Linked DNA regions of Mus musculus: region 2 is linked to region 1. Evidence: chromatin contacts called from ENCODE Hi-C or POLR2A ChIA-PET data. All regions are on one chromosome and are shown on one strand. The core of a region is the stretch at or near the end of the contact, and the rest is flanking DNA. Distances in the headings are between cores, read along the strand shown. Region 1 holds the start of Gfod1 (glucose-fructose oxidoreductase domain containing 1). Region 2 overlaps Gm32939 (a long non-coding RNA gene).

Region 1 (6,815 bases), core at 2,349-4,848:
ACCTGAATAGGAACCGCTCAGCCACCCGTCATTCTGAGCCTCTATTTAAACCTCTATTGCAAGGTCTCACTTGAAGACCTTGAAAACCGACTGGGAGGGTCACTGGGTCCCGTTTGTCCCTCTTCTCAAGGTTGAATAAGTCTCCTTTTCTGCTATTAATGTGTCTGTTTAAATGGGCTTATGGTTGAACCTGGCTTGCTGAAGCATACATATAGACTGTCCCAAAGTCTGGTAGCAGTAGGACTCTGAAGGGAGTTTCTGGAAATCAAAGGAAGGTGTGTACAATGCCACCGGCTCAATTTCACTTATCTGGTGCCTTCTCCTTATCAGGTCACAACGTGGACTGAGCCATGGGTCAGGCTTGCTGACAGTGGAGAAAGGAGGACACTTCACCGGGACTCATTAAAGGGATGGCTCTCTTCAGTCCCAGGCAAACGCTCATATGTGCAAACCTCCAGCAGCCAAGGCCAGCCTGATAACTGTTTGGGGTTTTCCACTTCCTGTGTTATGTGTGCAGAACCTCTTAACCGTGACTGAGAAGCCAGTCAGGAGCAGCCTCGAAGGTACAATCGAAAGAAGCCTCCTAAGTCTGCAGTGAAGTCTTAACACCTGTGCAACCATTTTGAAATTCAGTCCAGTGCCTCTGCATTTCCCATAATCACGGACTGCCTTGAATCTCGGGCAAACAAACTCAAAAGGAAAGGAAGAATGCCTACAGCCCACGGTGAAAGGATAAGCCCAGGGCTGTTCCCTTCTCACACTTGGTAAACCTAGCTAACAGAGCCTCCCATGCTTTTGCTCTGAAGAGGAACTAACTTCAGCCCTGTCAGTACAAAACAAGAACTTATATGGATTCTCTTCTCCAGTGCTGAGAGTTGAAACCAGATGCCCGTGCCTACCAGTCAGGTATTCTACCATGGTGCAACACCCCAAGTCCTCACACAGGCAACATCATCACCACTGCCGCCACCACCATCACAGAAGTATCCAGAAAAGTATAACAATGGTCCACATCCCTAAACGCTTCGGCGGCCAAAGTATGAGATAAAGGCTGGAAGTGTGGCTCAATCAGTGAAGTAGTTGCCTAACAGGCAAGAAGCCCTGGGTCTGATCCCCAGAACCAAATAAACTAGGGATGGAATCTCAGCACTCAGGAAGTAGAGTCAGGAGGATCAGAAGTTCAAGGCCGCCCTCAGCTAAGCAGGGAGTTGAAGGACAGCCTAGGATACACGAGACCCCGCCCCAAACAACAATGATAGTAAGTACCAGAGACCATCAGAGCATTCTTGCTCTGTAATTGGTATCCCCCTGTTGTGGGGTTGCTCCAAGGGCCTGTCCTATAGAGATGCCACCGGAGAGGGGAGAAGAATGCTCCAACAAGCTTTCAAATCGGACCAGACCCAAGCCTTTAGCATAGATGGGGCTTAAGAGGAACCCATGGTATAGAAATTGCCCTAATAGGTTTTATACTCTAACTTTTTAATCGCCTACTTGACAAACAAATCCAGTGTAAACAACTAGTATAAACTAGCAGTGAAACAGAAAAGAAACATTGGCTAAAAGTCAATAGAATTCAGTTCAAAACTAAAGAAGCCAGGCTCCAAAAGCCAGAAGCTTAATACATTAAATACAGTAAAGAAAAGACCGGTAGCCCCTACGTTAGAATTTCTCCAACCTAGTTTGTTAGGAGCTTTTTCTCCACTTCAGTAACCCTGGCTTCCAAGGGTAAGTATGAAACGCCTGGGAATAGCCGAGCGTGGTTGGTTTAGGTATGGAAGGGAACTGCTGATGAACAGACTTGCTCAAGACACTCGTTTGAGCCCAGAAAGAAGCCCCAGCCTGCTTGTAAACACAATGTGTCTCTGGAATATTCCCGAGGCAAAATACGGAGGTGCCATCGCACGTTTCCAAAGGAAACTGCAGCGTCTGGCTTCCCCCTCCCACCCCGGCCCCCTCCACACACACAAAGCATCCTTGCCTTTGAAACCACAATTTTCATCTCGGAAGAATACAAGGTATATAATTCTCAACTAGAGTAGACACCCACTCCTGGGAGACTGTGCCCAAAGGTTAAATTACAATCTTTACTAACCTCTGACACATCTGAGAGTGTTCTGATAGACCCGCCCACTCTCACTTGCTTCCTTCCAGAGCAGAAGAGATAATTCCAGCCAGCTGTCAGTTCTCTAATCTCACAGTAAACTCACTTACTGTGGAGGGAAACAAAACGATCCAAACTGGGTGCCACAGCTGCTCACAAACAGGTACACCCAGGAAAAACCCTGCCACCACGTGTGCGGCCCTTTATTCAAGGGTTCCTGGCCACGCGCTCTCCTTTTCCAGACGCACGCGCACCCACACACCAGAGCACTAACTAACGTATACAGCTGGGTACCGAGTTTCCCTCCTGGAACAGCAACCGGTCTTCTGTATCTGACCCATTCGGTTCCTATACCTAGAATCCAAGCCTATTCTAGCCTCCGCACCACACACGTGGGGATGCGCTTCCAGCTGGTATCAGGAGCGAAGCGTGGAGGTGGGGGAGGCCACCGACTGGAAAGGGGAAAGCTGGGACTAACAAGCTTGGGTTTGGGATTCCTGGGATATGTCCAATTGGAGAGAAGCGAAGAGCCGAGCTAAAGAAGAGAGGGCTGGGGGAGGGGTCGCTCACCCAGGGTTTTGACAGCGATCTGCCTAGTGAGCGGCGGCGGCAGGTTGATGCACACCAAGTCCACATCCTGGTGCAGGAGCACCTCGTCGATGCGGCTGGTGTAGAAAGGAACGCTCATCTCCTTGGCCAGCTCCTCGGCTTCTTCCTGCGTGCGGCCCCACAGCGCCTTCACCGCGAAGCCCTCATCTTTCAGCAGCGGGATGATGACTCGGGCTGTGAGGCTGGTGCCGAACACGCCCACCCCGGGAAGCATGGCTGCTCAGGTCCGCCCGGTTCTGCTGCTGCCGGGATCTCCAGTCGAACACCGGCGCACACGCCTCTCCGGCCGGTCCCGCAGTCCCCGGCTCCTCGACCGACCTCGCTGCGCTGCGCTAGCCGCCGAGCCCCGGGCAAGGCGCCCGAGTGCGGTGGCGTGACAGCGCACCGAACCACAGACCCTGCAGGCTCCGGGAGCCTCAGCGCGGTGACTGCTGCAGTGCCCGCCACTCGGGGCTCGTGTCCTTCCCGGAGACAGCGGCAGGGACTCCGCCAGGACGCACGAGGCCCCGAAGCCCCGTGGAGCCCGGGCTCAGGCAGCGCTCCCGCCGCAGCGCCGGCCGGCTCCGTGCGCCCCGCGGAGGCCGCCCCATGGCCGGCTCATCCCGGCAGAATCTCTCTCCCGGATGGCGCTCCCGCTTCACCACCCTCTGTGGGCTGCGGATCTTCTTTTTCCCCAAGTCCTTGGTAACGAATGGAACCCAGAGGCCACCCGGAGGCCGACTAAGGATGAGGCTCGTAGTGTACCAGGCGCCGATCCCGAGCAGCAGCACCGCAGCGGCGGACACCACCCGGCGCCAGGCTCCTCATTCTGCTGCCATATTCGCTCGCTCGCAGCGCGCCTTGGGCGGCCTCGGCCCCGCTCGGGCTCGGGCTCCGGCTCCGGGATCCCGCGGGTACGAGGGCGGAGTTGGCGACTTTGACTGTCAGCGGCCGGGGTTCCTGCACCGCCCTTGCGGTAGCGCCGTGCTCCATTGGCCGCCAAGCGTCGCCCCCGCCCTTGTCTCCGCCGCCCAAGGCACTCGTTGCGCTCAGCGCCCGGCCCCTGGAACCCGCTTTGACTCCTCCCCGGCCCCGCCTGTCTCGCCTGCTGCCCCCGGGTGGCTTCCCTTTCTCTGCGCTCTCCGCCTCCGCGGCCGCCTCCTCCTCGTTGTGCTCCAAGCTCCGCCCAAGCAAGCAAATAAATCTATCAAAGCAGGGCGCGCCCTTAATAGGCTAGGACTGGGTTCCTTGGAAAAGATTGGCGGATGCTAAGACCCCGGGGAGGCCGGAGGACCCCACGAAGTGTGAGCAGCGTGGTTCACAGTCTCCTCTCCCGGATATTTTTCTGTGCTCGCCACTGCTCTAGGAAGCTGTCCAGGCACTTAACCCTGAGGTTATTGGAAACTCGTTTCATTGATGAGAAAGTGAGCTCTGAGGAGGTTAAGGGACTTGCTCAAGGTGACACACATGAACAACAGTGCCAGGATCGGAAGGCAGACACCAGCATCTCGGCGCTGAACCCCTAGAGTTCTGACTCGCAAGTGTGCCAGCTCCAATCCCAAACCAACTCCACTCCTGAGGAGGCTCCACTGGTCACCTACTCCATGCTTGTGCCCATGTGGCATGGGCGACCTCACCCAGACTCCGCAGTGGCTGTGGCACGTGTGTCTAGAGTCTGGTCTTCCTTGTTTACTTCTGGCTGCCTGCCACTCCTGGCCACTGCCCTCTGTCAGCTTCAGTTCCCTGGCACAGCGCTTCTCCTGGCCTTTAATACATCTGCAGTCAGAATGCTGGGGACCATCAGTCCGAGATGCGTGGAAAGCCCTAACTGCGGTGGTGACTGAGTGAGCGTCTGATGGCTCAAGATATCCTCGTCACTTATCACGGGGCCTAAGGAGATAGTAGGCACTTGTCTAAGTACACAAATGGATGGATATTCACCACCTGTCACATTGTGCCCTCTTCGTACTGGGAGGGAGGAGTCAATGCCAAAGGGCAAGTGGACCTGCTCTTCTAGCTCAGTGTTTCTGGAAAGGTGAGGTTACTACTGTCTATTATGTTCATCCCTGGCCTTTAGCACTCAGAGGAAGAGACACGTGTCCTGCTTCAACATAAGCGTGGAAAACATGATACATCCGAGTGTTTAAAGCAACTGTAACAACTGGCACAGAGACGGGGCTCTTGGAGAGAGCTGTACACACACACACACACACACACACACACACACAAAGGCTGATGTGGCAATGGGAGGAGGCAAAGTTGACCTCAGGACGACATTATTAAAAAGGACAAAGTGCTCCGGGATTGGCAACAACCTGAACAGGGTCAGACAAAGAGCAGACAAGATATGCCTGCTGATGGTTAGCTGAGAAGTGCCTAAGGAAAAGGAGGCGTGCAGCCATGGCTGCCAGGGTGCTGCTTTGGAGCAGAGCGAGAGCCACGGTGTGCCGCCCCTGGACAGGTGCAAGGTGGGTGACTCCTGGCTTGCAGAGTCAGAAGCCAGAGCTGACTCTTGGCTCTGCCATTTACACCCTGTGGGACCCGGGACAAATGTCTTCTCTGTGTCCGTCTGTAAAGGGGGACAATAGCTAACACTAGAGAGGACCATGTGATTTGACAGTCGTGACGTCCTGAGAAGGATGCTCCCTAGAAAGGTTCTATGTGATATATATGCCCTCTATTTTGATATTTATTTTTATTACATACATTCTATTTGAAAATAAATGTTAGGCCATGTATATATCCTGAATGAATTCCGTTATGCTCTTTTATGTTGTTTGGGTTTGTTTGTTTGTCGATTTGGGTTTTTCCTTTACTATTGTTTCTATGTATGGGTGTGGGTATATACCACATGAATGCATATACTCTTGGAGGTCAGAAGAGGGCATTGACTGGATCTGCTGAAGCTGGAGCAGGAGCTGCAGGTGGTTGTGAACCATTCTATATGAGCATCAGAGACAGAACTCAAGCTCTCTGAAAGGACAGTGAGCACTCTTACCTGCTGAGCCATCTTTCCAGCCACTGTTTGTTGTTTGTTTGTTTGTTTGTTTTTTGGTTTGGTTTGGTTTATTTGGGTTTTTGTTTTGTTTTCAGATGAGGTCTCATGTAGCTCAGGCTAGAATCCAACACACTATCCAGAGGAGGACGATCTTGATTACATTCTGATCCTCCTGTCTCCACCTCCCAAGCCTATACCACAGGTATGTACATATATACACCTTCTCAGTCCCCTGTAACAATACCATTCCCTGTTATCCACAAAGGAGGGAAGATGGACTTTTATGCATGTCTTTCAAAGAGAGGCTGCCCTTTGAATGCCCCTGCTGGAGCATTTAAGTCCGGGATATCAGTAGCTAGACACTGTCCTTGCTGGTCTGCCTGCTTTCACTCTGTACTCTCTGCTCAGTAGCCAGAGAGAGCAAAGCGATCTTTTGAAAGGTGAGTCATCTCATGTCCTACAACGACAATGGATTTGAGTGACACATATATTCCAAAGTCCTTAGGGAACCTGAACAACCCTACGTAACCTAACTTGACCTCACTCTGATCTTGCATACCTTAGTATTTAACCACTTCCGGCTACAGGCTCTGTATTCCAGCGCGTTGGTCTCTTAGCTCTGCACTGTGCAAGCTGAGTTTGCTCTCATCTCAAGGCTTTTATATTAGCTGCTCTGCCTCACACACATGCACATGCACGCACACATACACAGGCAGACAGACAGACAGACAGACAGACAGACAGACAGAGGCCTGCTGCTCACTTTTCTCTAGCTTGTGCTCAGATGTCCTCCTCCCCTTAGGTCAGACCTTTCTGGCCACCTCCTCTAAAGTGCCCTCCTTGTCACAAAAGTCATCCTTTATCACTGCTTTCCCCCCTATGTCGACTGTTTATCACCCACTTGCCTAATGGACTGCAGACTCACTGAGACTGGAAGGATGCCTCAGGTCTCCTTCACTTCTGAATGTCTGATACCTGTGGCCTTTGGAAGCTTACTAGGGTTGGATAAGTCATCAGAGCAGAGCACCATGATTGAATTCTGGAGGCTTCGTAGAAGGAGCGAATGCCAGAAGAGTCTGTCCCGTTCCAGTGATGCCTCGTACCACTCTAGAACATTGCTAGCAGAGC
Region 2 (6,815 bases), core at 3,023-5,522, 230 kb after region 1:
GTTGGGAAATATTTGAATTCTACAATCACAGAGAAAAGTATTGAAAGATCCTGACAAAATGTAAAAGGTCACAGAAGCCCTGAAATTGGCAAGATAGATGTCATTGTTAGCAGAACTAGCTTCACTGATTTAGAAAAATAGAGGTGCACAATGCTCTGGCCACTCCTTGAACCCATGTGTGTGCCCACTGATGAAGCCCATTGCCAGGTGTTTGTGATATTGGTTGCTGGGATAGGGTTGGAAAATCTCCCCAGCCGGAACCAATCCGGAGTTGCTACACCTGCACCAGACTCTCTCCTTGTACCCCTCCCATACCCATTTCTTGAGAATAGACATTGTTTAGATCTGGAAATCCCCTACTCCCACCTTCTCCTTTCCCCCCTGAGGGCCTATAAAAACTGGGACCCCTTTTTCCTCGAGGTCAACTCCTCTACCCCTGCGTGGGATATGAGTTGTCCCCTGAGTTCTGGCTTTCCCCGAATAAAGCCTCATGTGGTTTGCATCAAGCTTGGTCTCTTGTGAGTTCTTGGGTGTCCGCTATTGCCTGAGGCCTGAGCGAGGGGCTCCTCTCGGAGTCTTTCAGTATAATATGCAAATTTCTGTGAGAAGTACTGTACCCATAGTGCTCATGTCCACAGCACTTAGGTGAGAGCAAAGTCTTACACCCTCACTAGGCGTGACTGTAGATGGCTTCCTTTAGTCTCTGTGGGGCTGCCCCATCCCCACCGCTGTCCCAGTGCCCCTTGCCTCTGTGCGCTCATCTATGCTCTAGTAGGTGGGTGCCTTTCCTCTCTCATAACCAGATGCTGTGTGGCCTTTCTAAGGCCAGATGAGGAAAAGCGGTATTGTGTCTGCTCTGGCCTCTTAGAATGCTTGTTCTAAAGAAATTCAAGTGGCACATCTCAAAACAAAGACAAAAACAGGGATAGGGAGGTGGCTCCATCAGTGAGCGCCTGTGCCACAAATGTAAAGGCCCGAGGTCAAGCTGAAAACACACATAAAAACTGGGTGCAGCCGGACGTGGTGGCACATGCCTTTAATTGCAGCACTTGGGAGGCAGAGGCAGGCAGATTTCTGAGTTCGAGGCCAGCCTGGTCTACAAAGTGAGTTCCAGGACAGCCAGGGCTATACAGAGAAACCCTGTCTCGAAAAACAAAACAAAAACAAACAAAAAAAACCTGGGTGCATACACCTGTGATCCCAGGGCAGGGGAATCAGAGACAGGGTGAATCCAAGGAGCTTGGTAGTCAGCCAGTCTGGCCAATAGGTGAGCACCAGGTTCAGTGAGAGACTGTTTCAAAACTTAAGGTGGAGAGGGATAGAGGAAGATACACAACATTGATCTTTGATCTCTATACCCATGTGCTTCAAGTACGCAAGCATCTATGCATATGCATGCGCACACCCACACACACACACTCCTCTTGGGATGGCAATGTTGTAAGAAATCCCAGGCTGTCGTGTGGCATGGTTTTGTTGGGAAATAGATGCTTGATCAACCCTTAGCTATCACACATCACATATTTGAGTGAAGACATCTTGGATGTTCAGCTCAATAGTCTGTATGGTTCTGGTCTCAACCAACAAATGTAAGGGGGACTCCAAGTGAAAACTGCCTAGCCCGGCCCAGCCAGCCCAGAGAAGCATCAGAAACAGTACAAAGTTGCAATTCTAAGTCACTGGACTTTGGGGTGCGTTGTTGCATAGCAACGGGGTTGATGAAACAGTTTTCACATTTCCTGGGCAATGTTTTGGATCTTACTGTCCACCCCCCAACATTTATTTCATTCCTTCTTTGCTGTGCATTGTGGGGAATTAACCCCAGGTTCCCAGGATCCCTGCTAAATCTATGTGTTCCTTTGCTATCCAAGTGTGGTCTGATGGCACCAACATCACCTCGGAACTTGCTAGAAAAACACATTCTCAGGCTTTCTCTGGACCAAATGACCCAGGCTCTGGAGCTAGGGCTCTCATTCGCGTTTAACAAGCCTTTCAAGGCAGGCGGAGGGATGGAGCTCAGTTAGTAGATAATCGCCTGGCACACAGGAAACCCTGGGTTCAACCTGCAGCCTGCCACGAACTAGATGTGGTCATGTTTGCCTGTAATCCAAGGCCTCTGGAGGACCAACAATTCAAGGACATTTTTGGCAACAAGTGAGTTTGTAGGCAGTCTAGGCTAGACCCTGTCTCAAAACGGTCCTTTGAGGGATTCTGGTATGTGTTCAAGCTTTGGACTGTTCTCTACCAGTCGTGGAAATCTGGTCCCTCCTGGCTTGTGATTGGCTTAAGAACCCAGGCCCAAGCCAATCAGCACATAGCATTCCTTGGTGAGAGTAACTTCTTGTGGCTGAAGGAGCTGCTCTTTTTCTGAGGTAGGTGTTCCCATATGAAGGGAGCCAGCTGGAATACGGTACTGACAGTGATGGACAGAAAGCAGAGATTTGGAGAGGACACAGGTATTCAACCAGCCCATCCCACCTTTAAATGTTGTATTTTTGGGTCAAATCTATTTTGTCATCTGTTGAGTTACACAAAGCCACTAGCGCACCTCCAGATACAATGAGCTTCCCATGTTGTATTTTACAGAGGGAGATTAAGAAATTTGCACTAGCCAGTTAGGAAATGAATTGCTAGGACCTGAATCCAGGGCTCTGACGTTAGAGCCCATCTTCAGGTTAAAGCTGGAAATGAGAGGTGAACTTCACTTTCTTAATGGGTTGGGGTACTGAGAAGACACGAAGGCAGCGAGTATCCAACCAAAGAAGCAATGTCATGGAATGAAGAAATGATCCCCGGAGGAGGGAGGGTACATGGAACAAATGCCTTTTGCCTGATTCTGTCCAGAGCCTGTGCTGGTACTTGGGTCCTTAAATGAAATGATGTTCGTTCTCTTCTTTCACGCAAACAGATTGGCATAATATGTTGTTTTGCAAGACCCACAGGAGAAGAGCATAAAGCCGGTGTTCCTTGGACAGGCAGGCAGCCTGGTCCAAGTGCATCTATAAACCGTAACCGCCCACACCCAAAGGCAGCGTGTAAGACAAAAAAAGCAGTTTAGAAGATTCCCATTAGCAAGGATAAAAGGTAAGAGCCTCAGACCTTGTCTGCAACACACATATAGCATGGCATAAATTGTGTGTCTTACAGTCTGCGGGGGTGGGGGTGGGGGTCCCTAGCCCATGTGCCTCTCTCGGGGGATGACCACGTCTGAGGGAGGCTTGTGCCTCGTGTTCACTCCTCTGTCATCTGCATTGCGGGTTAGCTCTCACCCACTCCCACCACACTCCTGCTTTCTCTGGCGCCCCTTCAGAGCTCTGGAGCTAATTTTAACCTGTAAGCTGAATCTCAAAGCAAAGAAGTCCTAGAGCTCCGGGTGGCTTGAAACTAAAGGAAACAGGCCGTAAAGTGTTCAGAGAGATAAGGCAAGCCAGGAGATAACTGCTTTCCTCTCTGACCATTGAGCAGAACTTGACAATAAGGGCAGATCATCTTTGGTAAATGTCTTGTCATGGGACAGCAGGCATTCACTGAGGCATTATGGAGCATTATTTTGGAAGGGAGCTGGTTAAAAAAAAAGTGCTATGTTGTTTCTAGGCTTTGGGCCATGTGCATATATACTAATATACTCAAGGGAAGGTGGGTTAACAGCAGTTTTTTTTTTTTGCGGGGAGAAGAATGGGATGGGGCAGGAAGCTTCCTAGAAGTGTGATTCGTGCAAGAGTGACGGCAGTTCAGGGAACTGTCGGGAATACAAAGTTCCCCCATTTGCTAACGGCTGTTCTCTGTGTTTGTTTTTGATACAGAGGACCACTATGGGCCAGATGAAAGGGACTCATCTCTACCCAGGGCACTGAGCACTGTTTAAGCACTCTTAAAGTCGGCTAATACTAACGATCAGCCCTCATTGTAAGCACTCCCTCTGATGTTCATTTTCCAGTAAATAAGCAAAGATGTTGGGGGATGGGCTATCTGACTTCCTAATTGGCAGCTGTTGGACTCTCCTTTGTTGCCCTGGCCGCCTTGAGCAAAAGGACTGTCAATCAAAAGCCAGCTGGACTACACTTAATGCCAACACTGGCTGTGTCGAATACTCCACAGGCGCTTTGAGAGGACAACGCTCTGAATGCAGCTGGCTGTTCCTGCACCTGAAGGGGTGGCCTCGGCCAGGGCTGTTCAAACAGACAGCAACTGGACTGTTTGGTATCACAAGCCTCAGTGAACTCAGGTTACCCTGTAACCACTTCCAACCTAAGCCAGAGGGGGAGTGCCATGGAGAGAAAAGCGGCTGTGACTAGGGCTAAAGAGACAGGGCTCTGATTGGTGCAAACACAAACCCTCATTTGCATGTGGTTTGCTCTGATTGGAGCAAGCTCCCCTCCCTCCTCTAGCTACAGAAGCAGGCAATTTAGTAAGCATCCTGGCAGACGCACCTTCTTGTACTGCCTTCCCATGTAGCAATGTTATGCCCAATAAAAGGCTTCTCTTGAGTGATCTTCTCTTGCTTTTTTAATAGCGTGGGCTGAGCTGATAACACGAGGAAAGGAGCGGGAGAGACAGTGAAGCAACTGGAGGTTAGGTGACTGCTGGGCCAAGCTGCTGAAGCAGTAAGTGGCTACTTGGCAGCTGGAGGCTACAAAGCTACAGAGTTAGAGAAAAGAGAATGCCGGCCTAGGGACTGGAAGAGTTCTAGAGAGCTGTCAAACTATTTGGGCCAAAAGACCTCTAACACCCCAAGCCCAGGAGCTAGAACATACTGGCCACTGTCAGCGTGAGGAAATCCTGATGCCTGCTACAGTCAGTAGTTGCTAAAGACTACTGGGAATCCTGACTTCCTAAGAATAGAAACACAGTGGCACTTGCCTTTAATCCTACACCCCCCACCCCCAGTAGGTGGAGGCAGGTTATGTGCAGCGCGGAAGGTTAAGTGAAATAATAACCGTATTTCCTCCATCGGGATCGTAATACCTTTAGCCTGGCAGTGGTGGCTCATACCTTTAATCCCAACATTTGGGAGGCAGAGACAGGCAGATATCTGAGTTTGAGGCCAGCCTGCTCTACAAAGAGTTCAGGGAGCTGCCAGGGCTACAAAGAGAAACAGAAACTCTGCCTCTGAAAACCAAACTAAACCAAACACAAACCCCAACAAGAACAACAAAACAAAAAAATCCAAAACAACAACAACAACATCACCACCACCACCAGCAGCAGAAAACCCAGTAGCATGAAGAATCCAGTTACCCAAGGCCTCCAAGGAGCTATTAACACTAGTGGGACACTGCTGGCTGCTGATTGGATGGTCTTGAATACAAACATTGTTGAGAACAGCTAGCCTCCTACCTACCCACAATTGTCATCAGGTTTTGTTTGTCTTGAACTCTGAATGACATTGCTCTCAAGCTTAAAAATAAAATAAAGCCCCCCAGGAAGTGGAAGTTTTTGTAGTGTGTTATGACAGACTCAGGTGGTATTTTGCTGAGGCAAGCCCATGCTAGCTGTTGTTCTTGATTTGATTCCCAGCATCCACACAGCAGCTTACAACCAGTTGTAACTCTAGTTTCCAGGGGATTGGGTGGCCTCCAAGGGCAGTAGGCAGGCACATACATAAAACGGATAGGACACTTATCATACATGTAAACCAAACTGGAAAAAAAAAAAAAGACAAGAAAGCAAGCAAGCAACCAAGCAGAAACAGGTTGCTTCCTGAAGTTGTATATTATTTTTATGTTTTTGAGGCAGGGTCTCACTATGCAATCCTGGCTGGCTTAGAGCTTTCTGTGTAGATTAGGCTGGTCTCAAACTCATAGAGATCTGCCTGCGTCTGCCTGCCAAGTGCTGAGATTAAAGAAGCTGTACTACCATGCCAGGTATTATAGCAACTTTTTGACATTAAAAAACACATCCGAGGCTCTGATTTGCTTGGGGAAGATTGAGGACACGTGGTTCCTATTCCCATGGACTCAGTGGGAAGCTGATGGCAGGGAAGACAGACTCTGTGCAAATGAAACAGAACCTAGGCATGCTGCGAATGCCCTCAGAGACCTGGTTCTGGCTTTCCGTGGATCTTTCATTTATGCTGAGGGTGGTCCACAAGGCTGAGTAAGAAATGACGAGACACATGAACAACGATGTCACAAAGAAGACAACAGAATCAAACAGCAGGCCTAAGCTTAGGTGACTCTAAGGCCTGAACAGACGGTTCCATGCTTAGAGCAACTCCTTTGTACTTTAAGAGTGTTGCCACTTCCCTTGGGACATGATTGGGCGTATTCCTGCCCTCTCCCAGTCCCTGTCACAGCCTGGTTTGTACTCTAGCTGTTCAAGAGAGCAGCTTATTGAGTAGGCTACCACACTGTTCTCAGTCTGTCTATCTTGGTAACCTAAATGGTAGCTCTGGAGCCTGTGAAGGGAAATGCGTTCATCTGGGCACTTGCACAAATATAATTACCACCGCCAGAGAATGCTTTCAGCTATTGCACATAGACTGTGCAATGGTTTCTAGGCACGCTCGGGGTTTGACTGTTTACAGAACATTTTCCTGCTTGGCTTCATTTGATTCTCACTGAGTGTGGTATCTCTTTTCTGGCACCACTTCTAAGCTAGGTGCTTGGGGCAGGGGAGTTTTCTGTGCCTTGGTGCCCTCACCTGGAACCTAGAGATGACTCCGGTGCATACTTCCCCTCGGGTGTGATGGCCAAGGTGAACAGGTGAATGTCAGGGCTGGACCAGGAACACAGAGAGGGCCTCCAATGGCCCATATTCTTAGCATCACCAGCATCATTAATTAGAATGTGGAGAACCGAGGTGTTGGTCTTCTC

The links. A loop is a pair of places that touch in the nucleus more often than their neighbours do. ChIA-PET counts read pairs that join two places held with the same protein, here RNA polymerase II (POLR2A).
Region 2: a map of left cerebral cortex shows a loop between it and region 1 (2.1-fold over the local background). The contact joins the enhancer-like site here to the promoter of Gfod1 in region 1. A Hi-C loop is called at or near these places in 1 of 37 maps with a recorded cell type or tissue (left cerebral cortex). POLR2A ChIA-PET finds 5 or more read pairs at or near these places in 1 of 5 experiments (embryonic stem cell).

The regions. Positions count from the first base shown.
Region 1 is chr13:43,300,574-43,307,388 of GRCm38, forward strand. It overlaps Gfod1 (glucose-fructose oxidoreductase domain containing 1), which reads right to left and starts at 3,599. Exons shown (of 2, transcript NM_001033399.4): 1 at 2,672-3,599. The coding sequence starts at 2,924. Gm52047 (a long non-coding RNA gene) reads left to right here and starts at 4,911. Exons shown (of 3, transcript XR_003950636.1): 1 at 4,911-5,157; 2 at 5,783-5,889.
Region 2 is chr13:43,527,295-43,534,109 of GRCm38, forward strand. Gm32939 (a long non-coding RNA gene) reads left to right here. Exons shown (of 4, transcript XR_382266.3): 3 at 2,909-3,084; 4 at 3,804-4,491. Among named protein-coding and RNA genes, the nearest start is that of Gm32939, 14 kb to the left of the region's middle. Within about 2 kb of position 4,273, at least 3 of the 3 ENCODE cell types and tissues checked have a DNase peak (open chromatin) inside an H3K27ac peak, as active enhancers do; they include left cerebral cortex, where a contact is called at or near this core.